Linked DNA regions of Homo sapiens: region 1 is linked to region 2. Evidence: chromatin contacts called from ENCODE Hi-C or POLR2A ChIA-PET data. All regions are on one chromosome and are shown on one strand. Each heading gives the region's core, a stretch centred on a gene start or an enhancer-like site at or near the end of the contact. The rest is flanking DNA. Distances are from core to core; before and after follow the strand shown.

Region 1 (6,549 bases), core at 1,332-3,831, 38 kb after region 2:
TGATTTCTTAGGAATGTGTCCATTAAAAGATACCTATTTAGATTGCCTTGGCTTAAGCCAAGTTCTCCAATACATTCTGATTGTCTAAATTCTTTCTTCTTTTCTTCTATGTTAGGTGCATTTCAGGGTCCAGAAGTGAGTATTGAGTGTGTATTTCTGTATCTACTTGTTGAGAATGGAGAGTAGAGAATTCAAAGCTTTATTCTTTCCCATAACTATTCTTATAAGGAAATCAAATACAAACAAAAAAGGAAGTCACATGCACAACCACTATTATGCTATATAGAAGTTCATGAAGTGCCACCTTTCTGTGGCCATGGAGGGAAAAGGCAGAGTCTTGCTGGCATCTTCAGCCACTCACATACATATGCTGCTGTGCTGAGGGTCATCTTTTAGCATCGAGACCGACAGCACCTGTGTACCCATGTGCCATCTAGACCATGTACATGAAGGCACACCAGCTGCTGTGTGGCCTCACAAAGACAATTCCAGAAATCCTCAAATTCTCACTCTCAACTGAACCATCTAAAGAAAGCCCTAGGCTGTCCCTGACTCCTAGTGGATCCTGAAATTCTTTCAAAAGGAAGAGGAAAACGCTGCTTTCCATTTCCTCTTTCCCCTCCTCCCAGCTCTTTTGAGAAATCAAACACAGAATGCAAATTCTACAGGAGAGATAATACTGATTTCTATTCGAACTGAAATATTAATGACTGATAACTGATATGTTAATGAGAAGAGTTTCTGTGGAAGCAATTGAAAAGAGAATAAGGACCCTATGGCTAGCATGTTTGGATGAGAGAGAGCATAGAGCCATAAGTAAAACGTGCTGAGTATTGGCTGGGAGCCTGGAAGAAAACAGCACCTCCTTGGTTTGCCTGAGGCTGATCCTGGGTGAGATGGTGGGTTAATGTCCTTACTTCTGTGGCTCTTGATCAGTTAGACATCAAACATCTTCCAAGTTCACCTCCTTTATTTGGTTTATTTTTAACCTATTTTATCTATTTTCACCTTTGATTTATCCTTTTAGTCTAGAATTTTGGTATTTTTGAAGTGTCCTTGGGATATGCAGTGGATTCGTGTTTTCATCTATTGCACTTGGATGTTTCATGACAAATATCTCACCCTGTTTTTGTTTTTGTTTTTGTTTTCACACTTGCCAGAGCAAAACATTTTTCAGCCTTAATTGTTCAGGAACAGCCCACAAAAGATTTAGCGCCATTCCTTTAAAAGTCTTCAATTGTAGGTGATAACTATACAGATGTCTGGGAGCTCAGTAAACCAAATCTTATCAGAAAGTGTGGGAGGCATTATGCACTAGAATGTAGAGTCAAATATTTCCTGACAGTAGGGTGGGAGCAAGAAAAGTTGGATTCCAGAAGGCATTCTTGGAATCAGAGAATGCCTGAGAACAGAAGGTGGAGGTGTGACTCCAGACCCAGGATTGTCACCGGAAGGCAATATAGAGAACTGTGTGGCCCTTAGAATGAGGGTTCTGGGTCATGTGAGGTTCATCATGGCCATCACAGTGGCCTGCTGCATATTGAGCTGCCCACTCTAGACTATTGATTTCACCTTGCAGGGAGGCCAATACCATGATCTCTGATAGCCTATGTCACTCATTTTCAGCCTGCTGTTGGGGTTGCTGGCTGCATCAGAATTACCTGGGAATTTTTCATAAATACAGATTCCCAGGATCCACTCCAGATCTACTGATGCAGAACTTCTGAGGGTGAAACTTCAGGATCTACTAGGAGTTAGGGACAGTCTAGAGCATTCTTTGGATGGTAGGATTGAGAGTGAGAATTCTGGGACTTCTGCAATTAAGTGTCTTTGTGAGCCCTCACAGAGGCTGGTGTGGTTTCGTCTACCTGGTCTAGATGGTGCATGGGTGCACAGGTGGTGTCAGGTCCCGTTACTGAAAGAGGACCCTCACCAGAGTTTCTGAGGGTGAAACTGTTAGATGAGCAGCTAACATAACAAGCACAATGAGAATAGGCAGAGAGCTCATCCAAAAGACCCTGCAAAGGGGCCAGGCCCAGACCATCCATCCAGTGATTTCTCTTTAACTGCTTTGGGCTCTGCAAAAGGACATTTTTTATGTAAGTCCCTAAGACAGAGTTGGGATCCCCACAGAACTGGACACAGGGTCAGAGACACCCACGGTGAGGAGGACATGTGGATGCCATTCATCTCGGGCCTCCCTTGGGCTCAGAGGGACCACGTTATGCCTGGGAAAGAGCAGAAGGTGGAGGCAGGGTTGTGCCCTGAATTCTCATCAGCATGCAGCCCTTTCCACTCTTATCAAAATCAACGTGGGTATTTCCTGCTCACAGGCCCCTGGAGGTGCAGCAAGAACAGAGGCTGGCTGGGAAGGGAATGGAGGAGAAACTCTGTATTGTAGATTCAATATCAGCTCCATGATTTCCCCCCCAAGGGATAAATATTGTGCTTTGCAGCTTATATGATGGAACAGACTTCCTATGTGTACGATTCCAGGAAGAGAGTTAATAAAACCTCTTGATACCTTGCCTCCCCGGCAGCATTTATTTGTCTAGCAGTGAGGCTGTGTGCTGTTCATACAGTACTGGTGTTAGGTTGACATTTGTTTTGACCTTTAAACTTTATGCTTCCTCTTTCCCCATCCTCTCCCCCGCCCCAGCCTCCCCACCTCCTGTTGTTCCTCAGCATGTGAGTTTGATCTTCTGTGACCTGGGCTTTTCCAAAGGTTGACTCTCCTGGGCTTGGATTGGGTGGGGTGCAGGCTTTTCCTCTTTTCTTTGCTCAAGGGTCATCGTGTGACTGTAAAATTATTGTCTGGCAGCAGTGCGAGCGCCATTTCACATGTGGGGAGTGTGTAGAGTTTTGTTTTTTCTTTAAATAAGAAAAAGGAAAGAAAACACCTCGAGGACCCACATCTGCCTGGAGAGCACAGGGCTAGGCCTCCTGCACTGGCTGGAGAACGCATCCCCTCCTTTGGAGTCCTGCCCTGGCCCAGCAGGGACTGGGAACCGCATCCCTGGGAATGCTGGTGCCCGTCAGGGAGAGGAACATTCTTGGCTCTGAGGCTTCTTCAGATCCTGGGGGTATTTTCATAAGAGCGTAACCCCAGGGCTAAAGGAAAATTCCACTCTTCAGCAGAGTGATGCGTCTGTTCTTGGTCATCCTCCCAAGTAATTATGTGCCGTGCTTAAGCTTTGAGCTTTGCACTTGGACTGAACTGGTTTGAATCCAGCTCCACTAGATACTACCAGATAACCTTACCCAGGTTTCTTAATGTTTCTGCACCTCAGTTTTCTCATCTGTTTAATGGGATTCGTGGGGAACATTCTGAGAATTAAATATAGTAATCAATATAGAAATTCCTGGAATAATCCCTGGCAGAGTGTAGACCCTCAAAACATGTTAGATCTTAACATGATTCCTCCTTAAGCGTCTTCTACCTGAAAGAATCTTTTATTCTATTCATATTTTCATAATTCAGTTGGATTTTTGGAGGTATGAACTGTGCCTTTTTGTATAGAAATATCTAGCAAAGGTAATTTGGTCTTTAAATTCCTTTTACTTTCTTGGTATTCATTGAAGACCAAAGACGCTTTGTTCATGTGGATCCTTGAATGGATTGTTGCTGCTTACCTTATCTTCCTCTCCCACCTACTCCTATTGAATAAGGGTTCATAATTATCCATCTAAAATCTACAGTAATTAAAAAAATAAATGTATAGACAGTCCATAGAGGAAGCATAGCATATACACTAAGGTGCCCTAGATCTCTGCACTATCTATTAGTGGGCATGCACAGTTTTTCTCTCCTGATGTATCATGTGCTGTGAGTGATCTTCCTGGAACTGAGGGATGGCCATGGAGGGAGTGCTCTGTAGCTTTGAAACCTACCAGTGGGCCTTAGTTACAGACATGGCCCCAAAGGAATCATAGCAAGCTTGGCTCACAGACAAGCACAAGGAAAGCAGGTAAAGAGGAACCCCAGGAGACACTGCAGAGCTGACTCCAGAGAACTGTGGGGTCTGCTGGGCACCTCCCTCCCCTCTTCTTCACAACAGAGCATTGAAGTTATGTTTTTAACACATTTTTGCAACGTCAATAGAAACAAACTGTCTTCTTGCTCCTAGAATATAGAGAAGTGGTAGTGGGATATTAGAGTTCCACTCTTTAAGTGTGTATTCCCAACTGATGGAAAATAACACCCAAACCAAAACAAACAAACAAGTAAACAAAAACCCAGTCCAACCACTGGGGGCCTGCAGAATATCTCAGGCTAGCCGAAGAGAATGTGATAAAAGTAGGTTCATACCTTAGGTTCCAAGTATTAATCTCAACCAGCCTCTCTCTCTCTCTCTCTCTCTCTCTCTCTGTCTCTCTCTGTTTATGTGTGTGTGTGTGTGTGTGTGTGTGTGTGTGTCTTTCTTCCCCCTCTCTGACTGTATGTCCTCTTTTGGCATGGCATGGTGAGGTAAAAGGCATAGCTCCTAGGTGACATGTTAACATACTTCTAGTTTCCTACCACAACCACTTATAGGTGCCTGGGGACAACATGGCCATTCAATCAGATTGAAAACAAAAGTTTGAGCCAGTGGTAGATTATAGTTATTGAGGACAATGTGAGAAAGAGGAAGGGAGGCCCAAGATTTATACACCAATTCCTCCTAGAAATTTGTTTGGTTTACTATGAGCTGACCCTGTGACTTTGAAGATTTTAATCTTAAAATTAGGACAGGTTTTACTGCCTCTTTTGATGTACGCATGGATCCTGGCACAGTCAGGAGAGTCTCAGTCAGAGTGAGGGGCGAAGCCATAGAAAATTGTTCCATCTGAGGAACTTTATTGAAACATACATTTCTGACCTTGATCCTTGGAAGTACCCTTCAGGAGAGAGTATATGTGTTTGAGTGTGTATGTGTGTGTGGGTGTGTGTGTGTGTGGGTGTGAGTGTGGGGGTGTGTGGGTGTAGGAGGCTTAGATATATGCATCTTATAAAATAAATGCAAAGACATGCTGATGACCCATCTTGGATCTTTATCCCTCCTAGCATGAGCATCCTCTGATGGATCACTGCTATAGGTGGTGATCACAAGTAGGACGTGTAGAGGAGACTGGCAAGAGTTGTCATGTAGAATGTGACCTGGCAGTAGATGATTTGTGGATAGGGTGCGAGCACATGGGATTATGAAAACTCAGAGTTGGAGGTCACTTGTGAGTAATCTAATCTAACTCTTCTACAGACACTCTGGAAAATATTCTTCAACCTCAGCCCGAAAATAGTTATACAGTCTGGAAGGGTCCTAGCCAGGATTTGAACCTGGGTCACCTGATCCCAGAGCATATACTGTCGACCCTCATTGAGACAAATGACTGTACCCTCTCAATTTGAGTGAGTTACAGGTCTCTAGGAGTTTAGCAATAGATTCCTGAGATTCTATGCTTTTACTTGGTGTTTTTTTTTTTTCCTTTTTCTTTTTCCTTAGTCAGAGCACTTCAAATTTGATATAATGCTTTGGAGCTAGGCTAATGGAAAGGTTCCTAGAGGTAAATTTAGAATTTTTTTTTAACTTTCTTGAAAATGCTGATGAAAACTATGAAAATGCTGATACCTTCAAATCAATGCACCTTGCATTGCTACTAAAGGTCTCACCAGAAATCAAAACCTTTAGCCTGTGTCCTGGATCCTTTTTTCTTTAAATTGCTATTGGGGGTATAGTTTCATGGCTCATTGATTCAAAATATTTTTTGGTCAGTTACTTTATAGAGGCTCTGGGCAAGGTCCTACACTGACAAAGTTGAATAAGATGTTCTCCTTGTCCTCAAGGTGTTCACCATCTTCTGGGAGAGACAGTTAACTCAGTCAACATGGATATTTCTATGTGATACCTGCAGTTAGCAGGATGTAGAAGATGCTACAGTAACATAGCCTGGGAAGGCAGGAAGGTTTCCAGGGAAGTAACATAAGGTTTATGAAGTCTAGAATCTTTTCTCTTTCTCACTGAGTTCCTGTAAGAATTCAGTACTTCAGTTCTGGCTACTTTTTTTTCTTTTTCTTTTTCCCTACCATCACTTCCTCCATAGTGTTGTTTTCAAGAAATGAATAAAATATAATTTTGTCTCCTTACTTTCTAATTTGTTTTTTTTCTATAGTTTTTTGTTTTACCTCTTAATTCCTTCACTCAATTCAGGTGATTAGGATGGAGCGTACTTTTCATGTTTAGGTCAGTTTAGGAATTTCCAAGTGTAGAGAGCACCATTTTTTTTTTTTTTTCGTTGTCCAACACTAAAAAACAGTGAGTCATAGAGACTGGATTTAGAATAACGAGATTAAAGACTACCTGAGCTGGAAGAGACCTTAAGGGCCGTCTCACTCATTGCCTGCATAGATCATAGATACATGATGGATTTGTGGTCCAGAGAAGCAGATCCCTGCTCAAGCCACTTTCTTTGCACTTTGATCTCTACATAAACTGTCCAAATGGGATCATGTTTTCTTTTCTGAATGGCCCTATCCTGTCTCTATCCCTTAATTGCCCTTCAATGTTCAATGGA
Region 2 (6,200 bases), core at 970-3,469:
CATGGCCACAGGCGGGAGAGGCACCACTCGCTAAACTGACAGAAAACAGGGTCCGCAGAGAGGTTTATGAGACTGTCAGAATCCATGTGGGTTTTTGTCTACTGTCTGGAAGAGCCCTGAGTTAGGAGCCAAGAGACCTGGGTTGTGATTATGGCTTCATCTCGATCTAACCAAACTTAGAATTGTTTTGATTTGTGAATAAAAATGTTGGTCATGATAGTTTTATATTTTATTCTACTAGACCCTGGGGCTAATGGAATTATTCTGATTTTAGAAGGGAGGAAAATGGTTCTTTACACACACACACACACACACACGCGCACGCACACACACACACATATCCTTATATGCTCCATAACCTGAAGTTGAGTGACTGACTGCAATTAAACAGACATTGGTCTAGTTCCTGTTTCTGCCACCCGACAAACACGTGCTCTCTCAACCTGACTTTCCTCATCTATCAAACGGGCATAATTCTAATTGCCTGGTCCACGTGAAGACAGTATGAAATACAATATTCTCAATATTCTGTGTCTGTTCAGAGTAGACTCTCCCTAAGAAGCATCATAGTAATTCTGATTGTTTGCCCTGATAAGAATCAGGATTTCCATAGCATCTGGCTGAACCTGTTTTTCTCTTCCTAATGCCTTGTTTGATCCCATTTTTCTTTATTATGAAATACCCAGTGGCTGGTGTGTGTGAGGTGCATGTTCTCAGTTTTTGTGTTGAGGCTGTCTAGTTCTATTTGATGAGCAATGTGTCTGTGTGAGTATGCAAATATGCTGGACTCTTTGCATGAAGGATTTAAAATAGAAGCTGACCTAAGAAAGTTGATTACCACTCAGATAGACGATCACATACCCTCGTTATGAGTCCTGAATTGGTTGAACTTTGTGACTAAATATGATATTCTTGGAATTTAGCTTACTGCTCCTTGAAGCTGAGCAGGGCTATGCAATTGTATTTTCTTTAACATGCTACGACTTGACTGCAGACGCCCTAAACCCCTGATGTCTTCTGCATGTACGATCAAAAATTCCTAGCTCCGGGAACTTGCTGTGCTGAGCAGACATCCAGTAAAGGAGGAAACCCAAAGCCTGTGTCCCGACGGATATATAAGTGAAGACGTTAGTCAAAACAAGACGTTAGTGCTATTTCTCACCCTTGCAATGGACAGGAGCAGCCATATTGTATGTTGCATTTATTTAGACCCTTCTGCCGAGAATAAGTGCTCTGTAAACATGCCCTATTTAGCCCTCAATGCATATACTGCTGCCTTTCTGAGGTCTTGAAGTCAATGAAATAAATTACTCTAAAAAGAAGTGCTATGCAGCCCCTTAGAACAGTAAACAAGAACAGTTCAGGTCTTTTCAGGAACCTGAAGCCAAGGGATGGTTTGTTTTTTTGGTCTCCAGGAAGAACCAGTACAGAAGGAGGTATTGACCTCGCTACTTTGGCTGGCACCCACCAGGTCCCTTCCTGGCGCTCACATTCCCCAAGTGTGTAACTCAACACCTGTCCTTCTGCGGCAAACAGAGCTTACAGTGATGGCTGAGCCCCTCCTGCCCTGGCCCTACCGGCAGCTCGCACCTTTCACTTAGGATTTCAAACTCTCAAAAACCAGAGTCAGAGAATAAATTCTCCCTCAGGATTCTGGTTTGGGCCAGGAAAAAAAAAATAATCAGAAAAACAACTCCCACAAGAAGTCCTGGGATCAGCACAGCAATCTCTTTCTAGCTCCAGACCTAGATGAGGGAAGGTGTAGGGATCTTAGAGACCTCTAAATCTCACAAGTGGCTCCCTCTGAACCAGAGAGGGGCATGTGGTCTGAGTGATGTCCTCTTTTACTGTTTGAATGCCAGCTCATCTGAGCTACACAACACCCCCTGTTATTTCTGTCTGACATGGCCAAGCTGAATCTCTGGTAAGTAAATAATTAATTTGGAAGTTGGGGATGTCAGTGGAAAAGTCGGCTCTGACGGCTCAAATAACAAGCCCCAAATGTGATAGCCACTCTCTGGCCCTTTGAGAGACGACCTGTCGGTTCTATTAGATCTGGACAGTCCTGTCTTCCGGCCTGTCTCTCCACATTAAAGTCAAGGAACTGTATCTCTCCATCTTTGGATCACATCTCTGTCCCCAAATGCTTGTGCACACTGTGGAGTCTGGTGTTTTCTTTCCTAACTCCACCAGGCCCATGCAAGTCCACATGACTCATGAGAAGAGATGAGTCGCAGCTCCAGTATCCCTGTGGGTTTGGGGAGGGGTCAGGCTGTGAATAAACCACTACGTGGCTGATTTTACATCCTTCTCTTTCACCACAAAAACCTCAATTTCCCTTTTTGTGGAAAACAAAAACCCTCTTTCAGTGTTCCATCAAGGGGACTGTGGCCTTTGAATTGCACGGTGTCCCTGAGAAATTTTAAAGATTAATCAGCTTTTTTGGGGAGTGGCTGGGAGAGGCCCTATTCCTGTCCATTAGGGAGTAGCAGGTCTCCCCTTCTGTTCCTTCTGACCAGGCTGCCATCTTCATGTGTAGATGAGGAAATTGATCAGCCTATGAATGATTTGCAAATCCACAGATGTGTGGCTGAGACCCTGAGGGCATTCATCACAGGATCTGCCCGGTCCAAAAGTTCCCTTCTCCCATCACAATTCAGGGCCTTCACAGAGCTGGGGGAGTGAGTAATGATGGGGGCAAAAGTCACACACTGAAGCAAATGAGGACAAGCCCTGAAAATCAGACCCTGTTGAGGCCTGGTCCAGGGGCTTTCTAGTACACTAGTTGAGATCATTTCTAAAAGGAAATAACAGAATAAAATCTCAGATAGGCAGTATAAGAATTTGTAAATGGTAAATGTGCTATAAGGGTGAGTAAGATGCATTGCTTATTGCTTGAGAGGATTTCTTTGCCCTTCAGTGTATCTGGATTTGTCATTCATGAGCTATTAATTAAATTCGTACTCTCTGCTAGTATTCGTTTCTTCCCTGGGCCTTCCTGAAGACTGCATGTGTGTCCTAGCTGTCTGCTATTCCAGCTCTCCTGTATATTCTGGGAGTGTGTATGAATCAACTTAGGCCCTTGTTAATACCATTGTTCTTGCAAGACATAAAAAGAAAGTGAAAAAATTTAGTTTGACATTCTAGGATCTTCCCATTTCACCTGAAATGTTATTTAAAGACTTATCTCTTACCAGTTTCTGACTTCCGTGAATTCCCTGACCACACTTCCAATTCCCACTTCCATACTTCTGTTTACATTGCTCTGACCTTAAATGTCTCCTCTCTCTCCCTATCTAGTCAATACTTACCTCTCCTTGAAGAATCCCCTTCCTTCCTGGTGTCCTCAGCTCATGCCTTCCTTACCTCTAAACTTCTAGAGCACCTCTCCGCAGTAACAGTCATTTCCTGGCAAAATGTGTCCCTCCATTGTTACGTTTCTTCTTTTGGACTATTTAAAATTCACTTATTTTATTACATTTTATGTTGCTTTCTCTTATTTAGGTTAGAAATTATCTTGGGGATAAAGGGTTTAATTTATTGGCATTTCCCACAGCATATCACATAGGAAGTACTCAATAAATACAAATTGACTCTATATGATTAAGTTTTAGACAATATCGAAGTGTGTTATGTTCCATTTCTACTCCTAAGGAGTTTTGCTATCCAGTAAGAAGAGAGTTATTTATAAGTCTACATAGAATTCTACTTAGAGATATTCACTAATATAATATTGTAAAGTTGGAAAGCCACACCTCAATGATGTTTCTCAATATTCATTAATCCCAAGAAAGAGTGTTGGTATAGATGCAGAGGATTTAGTCCATGTTGCTAAATCCTGTTGAAAATGTGCTTGAAGATTCATCTGTGGTCATGTGTGCTGAAATCAATTGAGGATACAGACCCAGCTTGGCTCTGCATTAGGAGGCAGGAGACCTGAATTTTAGTTCTTCTTTTTTCAGTTGCTGGCAGTTTAGCCTTGGGTAAGTCACATAATTTCCTGGGCTCAGCTGTTTCTTCCTTACAACTAAGGTTGCATCAATTGCTTGTAGTTAGAGATCTGAACCAGATGATCTATTAAATTTCCTTTCTATCTCTAGGTTCTTTGATTCTATTATTTAATGAGACTAATTCTGCTTGCCATTGCACAATACATTTTAGCAAATAAAAGTTCAACTGAACAGACATGATAGTAACAAACACCCAAACATCTGCAAGACTAAACATTAAGAAGAGAGACAGACAATGGCTTAGGCGGGGGTACCTATGATAGGTGCTCCAGGGCACAGGGAGGGTCAGATGCTGGAGTGGCCCAGTCTTCCTGGGATAAAAATGAAAAGGATCAGGAACACTTTTAGAAAAGATTCTAGATCAAAACTGTAAGGATGCATTCCCCTTCCTGTCTCACCTACGCCTACTAGTAGTCCATGACTTAACACAAGTTCTGCCAGGGACAGAATGGTATAAGATATTTCTTACCTGCTGCTCTCGTGTTCAAGGAAACTCATCAGAAAGATGCTCCAGGTTGGCTTCTGGTGAGTCCTTTTTCATAAAACATCTGGGCAGTTTCAGCCTGAGGAACATATACTGCTATCTTCAGCTGCTGTGGTGGGAGGGAAAGATAACATTTTGTGGGGCTTGTTTTAGTCACTATCAGCTGCTGCTGCCTTAGAATCATGAAGAACATTTTTACCTCCAAATGCAGGTCACTCTACTGGTCTTTTGGAATAGCCACAAAGGGAAATGCCATATCATTAAGAAGGTCAGGCTGGGCATAGTGGCTCATGCCTGTAATCCCAGCACTTTGGGAGGCCAAGGCAGGAGAATCGCTTGAACCCAGGAGGTTGAGACCAGCCTGGGCAACATAGAGAGATCCCTTCTCTATAAAAAAAGTTAGTCAGGCATGGTGGTGCACGTCTGTCATCCCAGCTACTCAGGATGCTGAGGAAGAAGGATCATTTGAGCCTGGGAGGTCGAGGCTGCAGCAAGTCATGATTGCATACTACTGCACTCTATACTGGGCAACAGAGTGAGATCACGTCTGTTTACTTAAGCTCTGTAGGGTATGCAAAAGAACACAAGACAAGTCTTTAAAATTGACACTGTTATTGGAGAGATCAGTTTTATAGACATAAGGATGTCATTACCCTAAGTTGGGAAGATACTGTCATCTTGTCTAGAAAACTTACCTTGATAACATCAACCCACTGTGATATTTCTCTTTTTTGTGCCACATGGTTGGTAATGTAGATTCTATCCTACTTCACTCTTTCCATTTTTCATGCTCCTTTGAAATCAGCATATATTTCAATTATATACAATATGATGTTGTGTATATATTTTATCACTTTAATTACTGAAAAAGGATCAAAACAGAAGTTTCTACGTACAGTTCTCTCATAACCCACAGTGCACTTAGAATACTTAATGCATTATTTGTTGACTGACTTGCTCATACAGTTTGCATGACTTTGCAGTTCTTTGGAAAAGAGGTATTGCTGGAAAGGGAGTTTTATCTGGAAGTGTTTCATAAAGCCTACTCTTATCTCCATTGTGCCCCAGGCAAACTTAGCCACTGTGTCCTCTGTGCTCACTCTCTCTCTCTTACACACTTCATTGCCCTCCTTCTTTCAGTCTTTTTTCCTCAGTATATCTCCAGTGTTGAACACAGGGCCTGGTAGACCGTAGACACTTGGTACATCTTTGTAAAAGAATAAATGATGAATGAATGATATTGAGGTCTAAAAGCTCAGGATGAGAAAGAGAGGCAAATTCAGTTGCAAGTCTGGCAAGTGGCTCAGTTGGAACTCCTCAGCAGGCCTGGCTTGCTAGAGGCCTGTGTTGAGTTTGTCTGGGACAGGCCTCCTGTGAAGACTCACATCTATGATCCAGCAGTAACAGCTTTCACTGTCAGGCACAAACTTCTTGGCTGACTGAAAGAGCAACGTGTTAGTCTCTAGAAGTGGAGTGGACTGGTGTCTGAGGTGAGTATAGCCCACTTGGATACAGATGCCCAGTATTTGGTTACCTGCCCTGGGGAGAGGACTGGTTTCTCCCTGGTGTATAGACTCATAGGCTGGCTACAGACATATATACACACACACCCAACTACTGATTTGCCTTGGGAGTACACTGTGCTTACTTAATATTGTACAAGCTGGTGACCAGATTACCTTATGAGAAGGCACATGATGTAGAGT

The links. A loop is a pair of places that touch in the nucleus more often than their neighbours do. ChIA-PET counts read pairs that join two places held with the same protein, here RNA polymerase II (POLR2A). Pooled maps may share reads with other maps.
Region 1: a map of Caco-2 shows a loop between it and region 2 (2.5-fold over the local background). The contact joins two enhancer-like sites. A Hi-C loop is called at or near these places in 3 of 168 maps with a recorded cell type or tissue (Caco-2, endothelial cell of umbilical vein and sigmoid colon), 8 of 37 single-sample maps with no recorded cell type and 8 of 50 pooled maps. POLR2A ChIA-PET finds 5 or more read pairs at or near these places in 10 of 52 experiments (B cell, GM12878, OCI-LY7 and 5 more).

The regions. Positions count from the first base shown.
Region 1 is chr18:44,769,455-44,776,003 of GRCh38, forward strand. The region is part of intron 2 of SETBP1 (SET binding protein 1); the gene reads left to right. Among named protein-coding and RNA genes, the nearest start is that of SETBP1, 92 kb to the left of the region's middle. Within about 2 kb of position 2,582, at least 6 of the 41 ENCODE cell types and tissues checked have a DNase peak (open chromatin) inside an H3K27ac peak, as active enhancers do.
Region 2 is chr18:44,731,337-44,737,536 of GRCh38, forward strand. All of the region lies in intron 2 of SETBP1 (SET binding protein 1), which reads left to right. Among named protein-coding and RNA genes, the nearest start is that of SETBP1, 54 kb to the left of the region's middle. RefSeq lists an enhancer at 1,877-3,076. Within about 2 kb of position 2,220, at least 11 of the 41 ENCODE cell types and tissues checked have a DNase peak (open chromatin) inside an H3K27ac peak, as active enhancers do.